Regions from separate parts of the Homo sapiens genome. Here region 2 is linked to region 1. The links are chromatin contacts, found by Hi-C or POLR2A ChIA-PET in ENCODE. All regions are on one chromosome and are shown on one strand. Each heading gives the region's core, a stretch centred on a gene start or an enhancer-like site at or near the end of the contact. The rest is flanking DNA. Distances are from core to core; before and after follow the strand shown.

Region 1 (3,119 bases), core at 586-3,085:
CTAGGGGCTGGGAAGTCCAGGATCAAGGCACCTACAGATCTGGTGTCTGATGAGGGCCTATTCCTCATAAACAATGCCTTTTATGTGTCCTCACATGGCAGAAGGACAACAAGCTCCCTCTGGCTTCTTTTATATGGGCACTAATCCCATTCATGAAGGCTCTGCCCTCATGACTGAGTCACCTCCCCAAATTAATGCCATCACATTGGAGGATCAGGTTTCAACATATGAATCTGGGGGAAGCACAAACATTCAGAACATAGCAGTATATTTTACCACAATATTAAAAAGGTGGGCTGGGCACAGTGGGTCACGCCGGTAATCCCAGCACTTTGGGAGGCTGGGGCAGGTGGATCACCTGAGGTCGGCAATTCAAGACCAGCCTGGGCAACATGGTGAAACACCCCTCTATTAAAAATACAAAAGTTAGGCCAGGCACGGTGGTGGGTGCCTGTAATCCCAGCTACTTGGGAGGCTGAGGTTGTACCTCCCAGGTTGAATCTGGGAGGCAAAGTTTGCACCTGGGAGGCAAAGGTTGCAGTGAGCTGAGATCGCACCACTGCCCTCCACCCTGGGCAAGAGAGAGAGACTCCTTCTAAATAAATAAATAAATAAATATGTACAGTCAGATTCCTTCCCTCTAAACTACACCTATGCCATGTCCCTCCTGCTATAACACTGTTAGAGGTTCCTTTCCTCTCATCCTACTCAGTGACAGCACCTCCGCCTGGGACCCAAGTGTAGGCTGCCTCTCGTAATAAGTTCTCGGCTGCTTTCATGTAATAAGCCTCCTCACAGAAGCCACGGTCGTGGCTGCATCCTGGCCCCTGCTAGGCTGTTGCAGCCTCTGCTCTCTTCCCATGTCGGGGGTTGTCAAAGCCACACTCTTTACCAATAAACCTTTTTTAGTTGACACCAGTGCTCTGGACCCTATCTTTTGGGAATTTTTCTAAGCCTTGCCGTCAGTGCCACAATCTTAATGTTGAATGAGACACTGCTTTGCACCGGTGTCTGCGTGTATGATGTCACTGCATCACCACTGCAATTCTACTTTGGGTCTAGAGTCAAGGGCAGAAGTGGAAATGCAGCAAACAATAAATACTTCGTGACTTGCCTCAAAATGATAATACCGCCGACTTTTATTTCAGCTCTGGCTTCCAGCTCGCCTTTGGGATTGGTCTGTGCTGAAAGCAATTTCCAAAGTTAGGACCAAAGAAGGAGCAGATGAATATAATTAGGAGAGGAAGAATAGGAGTCAGCCAAGCAGAGATCTGGTTCATTAATAATGGCCTTCGATTAGAATACTGCTTTTTGGGTGGCGTCTTTAGGATTCTCAGCATCAAGAGAGGCTGTAATTGCTTACAATGTTATCGGCCCTGTTGTCTTGTCATTTTATTTCTTAGCTGTTTTATATTCTGGGCGTAGAACCAGCTGGGAAGGATACAAGCCCAGTGGTGTCAGTGATAGCGGCTAACTGCAGGTATGGTCCATATTTAAGCCTGGGCTTTTATTCAAGTCCTTCATATTGTACACTCCTCAAACTGCTTAATGGAAGTGGGGGAAGAAGTGATATGGTTGGGGGGTCAGACAGGGAGGGGAAGGGAAGTGTTGAAACGTCATAAATTATGCAGTACTTAAAAAAATTCAAATTAATTTGAAGCACCTTTAATTATCTGCTTTATCCTCGTTTTATACTTTTGTCTGTGAAATAAAAAGCAACGTCCTCGCAGGCCGATGCGCTGTACCTGAACCGGGTGTGGCCAAACTGATCTTCCTGCCACCAAAGCCTGCAGGCTGTTCCCACTGCAGTGAAGACGTGCGGCGGTGAGCCTGCCTCTCCTGCCTGCGTTGGGAGGTGAGGTTCGGATGTGATCAACAGCGACCTCTAGCGTGAGCCTGAGACTTTGCATTTGGTTAAGCGTACAGAAGGAAAATAGCAGACATGGGAATTCTGATCAAATTTCCAACGAACAAAGGCGAGGTAACAAAAAACATTTCTCATTGTTTCCCCTGGTAGAGAAGCCCAGGACTGACAGCTGAGGATTTCACTTCATTGGTACCACTTACTCCCATCAGTGCTGGAGATGCTATTCCAAACATTGCCTTATTTCTTTTCCCTCAAACGGATCATTGGGATTGGTTTTAAAAAGCCCTTTCACTTGCCTTTAGGATTTCAACCAGAGAGTTCCCATAGGAAAGCATCAACTCTTTTACTGCAGGGTGTGTGTGTGTGTGTGTGTGTGTGGTTGAAATAGCGGACAGGAGAGTAGGAGAGAAGAGCAATGTCTCCGGGCGCTGTGAGGAGGTCAGGGGTTCCCGCTCACCCTTCTTCACTGACAGCCGCTCCCTAGAGGTGGCCAGCTCTCCATTTCTACCTGAGGCTGTCGACTATTGAAGATTTCCTTCCCCTGACCTTGGTGCGTTCACAGAGCAGCAATCAGCTCCAGGGGGTTCTTGCCCTCGCCCCTGCTTTCTGCTTCCGTCTTCTGCCCCTCCCACTCTTCTGAAGCCAGGTTCTGAGTCTCCAGGGTGATGTGCAGGCCAAGTGTGTGCACAGGCTGATGGCGCTCATTCCCAGCGAAGAATGGGGCCAGAGGATGACTTCCAAACTCTGTCAGGAGCCAGGAGCAGATTCTTTAGAGAAAGGCTAACATCGCAGTTCATGGCCCATGACTTTGCTGTTGGGGATGGGAATTTGTGGGATGTGTTTTGCAAGGGGTTTGGGGGGTTAGGGAATGAGGGAATATATTTTCCTGTAACTTCAACCAATTGAAGGCAGATAGATTTGCAGTACATATTTGCTGTAATAACTGGGTTTGGCCTGCCGTTGCCTTTTAACCAAGCTTCAACATAGAAATGCTCCATGTTTTGCTGTTGTGTTTTAAGCTATGAGCACATAATGGTGCTTGGGGCTTTCTCAATTTCACCTGTGCTTCCTCCTCCCAGTAGTATTAGATCAAGGACCCAAGCATTTGCTTAAAGGGCCTTAACTCTCAGGGCCTAATCCACGTGCCCTATCAATACACAAACTTACAGAGACATTTTCAGAGTTATGAAAATGTACACATCAGAAGCAAGAAGTATATTACATGTGAATACCCTTTATACAATTTCTATTA
Region 2 (2,819 bases), core at 96-2,595, 44 kb before region 1:
AAAACCCGAGCACTTGTAGGAGGTTGATGCGCTGCCCTGTTACCCACCCAGTGCAGGTAGGAAGTTGCCGGCCGGGCCCGGGAACCTGAGGACCGCCTGCCTGATGTCAAGCTGCCAGCCAAGCCTCCTGCAATAATTAGGTGGACTTGGATAGAACCCAGCAAATTGATCCTACTTGCCTGTCTTTCTACACTTGGGTTTTGATTTTTTTTTTCTTTTCCTCCAGCCAGTTTCTTTGGAGCTTATTGTGTCCGTTTATAGTATTTCTTCACAATGGGAAAGAAGTAATAAATTGGCTGGATTCCTAGCTGAAAGTCAATCTTGGTATTCCATTGATAGGAAAACCTCTTATCTCCCCTCCTCTTTTCCCAAGAGAGTCTATATATTAGGCATTTTGCCATTTTCAGATCTTTCCCCAGGCTTTAAAGCAACTAGATAACCATCTTTTAAGATAAAGGATACATTCTTTGATGGCTAGACCAGAGAATAAAATATTTGGGATTTTTATTTTTTTGCTTCTGTTCATCTACTTAGAGTCTTTCAACATTTACCTCCTCTAACATCAGTTCTTTTAAAAAATAGAGACCCTAATTCCAATCATTTTCTTCACAGTTCCAGAGGAGATTAATGTTTATGGACTATATAGACTAATTTTTTCTTCCACCCCTCTACCAGCTCCACATACACATAAATATTTCCTGCTGTATCTGCTGTAGCCTGAACGTGCTCAGTCTGGCTTTAACCCTAGCATGTTTTGCTCCTTAAGGAAGAAAACAATTTCTTATTCACGGCCGACTTGGGTTGTCTCTTGCTCTCTGGTGCCTTTGATCTTTCAGCAGCCCTTCACTCTGCTGATCACAGCCTCCCCTTAATCATTTAAAAGGCTGAACGGGAGTTCTGACACCTGGTTCAACTCAGTGCTCTTAGATGCTTTCCCTGGGGATGCATCCCTCTGACCCACTGAGTCAAAGCTTTCATCAGCCCCAGGGGCTCTGCCAGGGAGCGGCTCTTCTTTCCTGCTCCAGCTCTGACACATTTGATTGAGAGCAACAACAGCAGGTATTTAGGGGGAGGTCTCTCAGGATCCCAGAAATGGTGATTATGAAATCGTTGTTTTTGGTATAGCATTTTAGAAAGATTTTTAGTTATAAGGGAAATTAGTTTTGAAGTTGTTTTACAGATGGGGCAAGTGAAATGTTGGGAGTGGCTTGTCTCTGCTCTTGCTGAGGGAGGGGGCTAAGGCAGAAGTGTGTGAGGTTCAACATCCACTACTACACAAGGGAAGGGCCCTACCTCTCCCTGGCATCCTCCTCTGCCTGAAAAATGAATCACTCAGGGTGTGCTACTCCTGTCCATGTGTAGGGGAGCCCGTGAGGGTGTGGCACCACATTCCCCATGTTCCCAGGGCAGTGGATAAATGATGGGGAAGAACAGTTTCACCCCCAGCTTCTGCATCATGCCTGGTCCATTGCAGGCACTGAAGACATATTTATTGAATTAATTTGATTTAGAGCCTGACTCTCTCGTTGACTGAGTCCAAGATTCCTCATCTGTGAAAAGAGGCTATTTCTTGCCCTAGCTGCTTCACAGGGTGGCTGTTGAGGATAAATGTGAAAGTGCCTGGATCATAAAACACATCACATGTTTAAGGCGGGTTTCTTGGGCATGGCTCTGTAAGGTCTCCATCCTTGTTGGCCAAATAGTGAACATCATATTTAAAGACAGTTTGTAAACTCTCCCTGAAACTGCTGAATCACACATGTGTAAGTTCACTTCCTCACTCTCTTTTTAGGTTGTCCTTTCATAACTGGTTTCTCTGCCAGAGGATGAGCTTGGATGAGAGTCCAAATCACATACTTCCCGAGAATGTGGGAAGGTCTGCTTTTGTCTTTCTGCATTGCCTTTCCAAATTTCCTGCCCCTTTCAACTTTTTTTTTTTCTGAACCTAGACATATGTTTGGATGGCTGTAACATTATTATTTTTTATTGAGTTAAATGTGTCATGTGCTCAGTCTGGCTTTAACCCTAGCATGTTTTGGAAATTTAGGAAATTTTCTTATGAAATTTATTTCATGAATTAATAGGTGTAATCTGATAAAAGGAGTGCCTGGCACACAGCAAGTGCTTTAAGGGAGTTAGCATCTAGTTAGCTTCAACTGACTATCGGTTGCTATCCTACTTAAATGTCTTCTTTTCAGAAAGGCCTTCTCTGATTACCCTATCTTCAAAGAGTATCCTTCATCCCTCTCTACTCTGCCCTGTTTTATTTTTTCTTAATAGCACATATCATTATGGTGTGTACTTTGTTACCTATTATCTGACTCCCTTATTAGGATCAAGCCTCTTGAGTGCAGGACTTTTGGATCTGTTTTGGCCACTTCTGTGTTCCTAATGCCCAGTACATAGTAGGTCCTCAATAAACATTTATTGCCTGGACACCGTGCAGAAGTTTCCTTCTCAATGGATCAGCATTGTTTCTGGAGCAAGCTTGTACTGACTTGAAAGAACAGATTGGGTGCCTTTCTTCCCGGTTCTGTGTTCAGTGATGTCATGTTGGTAGCCTCAAATCAGCCATGATGAGAGAATGTACTCCATGGAAATTGGCAAATACTATAAATCAATTCCCATTCCCTGCTTCCCTCCAGGCAGTTGTTAAAATAGTACCAGCACACCACCGTTTCTAAAGAATCAAATGGGCTACAGGTTGGTTATGCAGTTCAAAGGGCCGGTGTAGGGGTTAAAGATGGCCAAAAATTCTTTGTCACTCTCCCTGAATGAGAGAAGTCTATTTTGGAATTCTGGCTAGCCCTGGTACTGTT

The links. A loop is a pair of places that touch in the nucleus more often than their neighbours do. ChIA-PET counts read pairs that join two places held with the same protein, here RNA polymerase II (POLR2A). Pooled maps may share reads with other maps.
Region 2: a loop to region 1 is called in a map of mammary epithelial cell, with 3 times the contacts of the local background. The contact joins two enhancer-like sites. A Hi-C loop is called at or near these places in 7 of 168 maps with a recorded cell type or tissue (CD14-positive monocyte, CD4-positive, alpha-beta T cell, CD8-positive, alpha-beta T cell and 3 more), 2 of 37 single-sample maps with no recorded cell type and 6 of 50 pooled maps. POLR2A ChIA-PET finds 5 or more read pairs at or near these places in 8 of 52 experiments (CD4-positive, alpha-beta T cell, CD4-positive, alpha-beta memory T cell, HEK293 and 5 more).

What each region holds. Positions count from the first base shown.
Region 1 is chr6:111,995,441-111,998,559 of GRCh38, forward strand. No RefSeq gene overlaps it. Among named protein-coding and RNA genes, the nearest start is that of CCN6, 57 kb to the right of the region's middle. Within about 2 kb of position 1,836, at least 5 of the 41 ENCODE cell types and tissues checked have a DNase peak (open chromatin) inside an H3K27ac peak, as active enhancers do.
Region 2 is chr6:111,951,571-111,954,389 of GRCh38, forward strand. No RefSeq gene overlaps it. Among named protein-coding and RNA genes, the nearest start is that of LINC02527, 44 kb to the left of the region's middle. Within about 2 kb of position 1,346, at least 4 of the 41 ENCODE cell types and tissues checked have a DNase peak (open chromatin) inside an H3K27ac peak, as active enhancers do.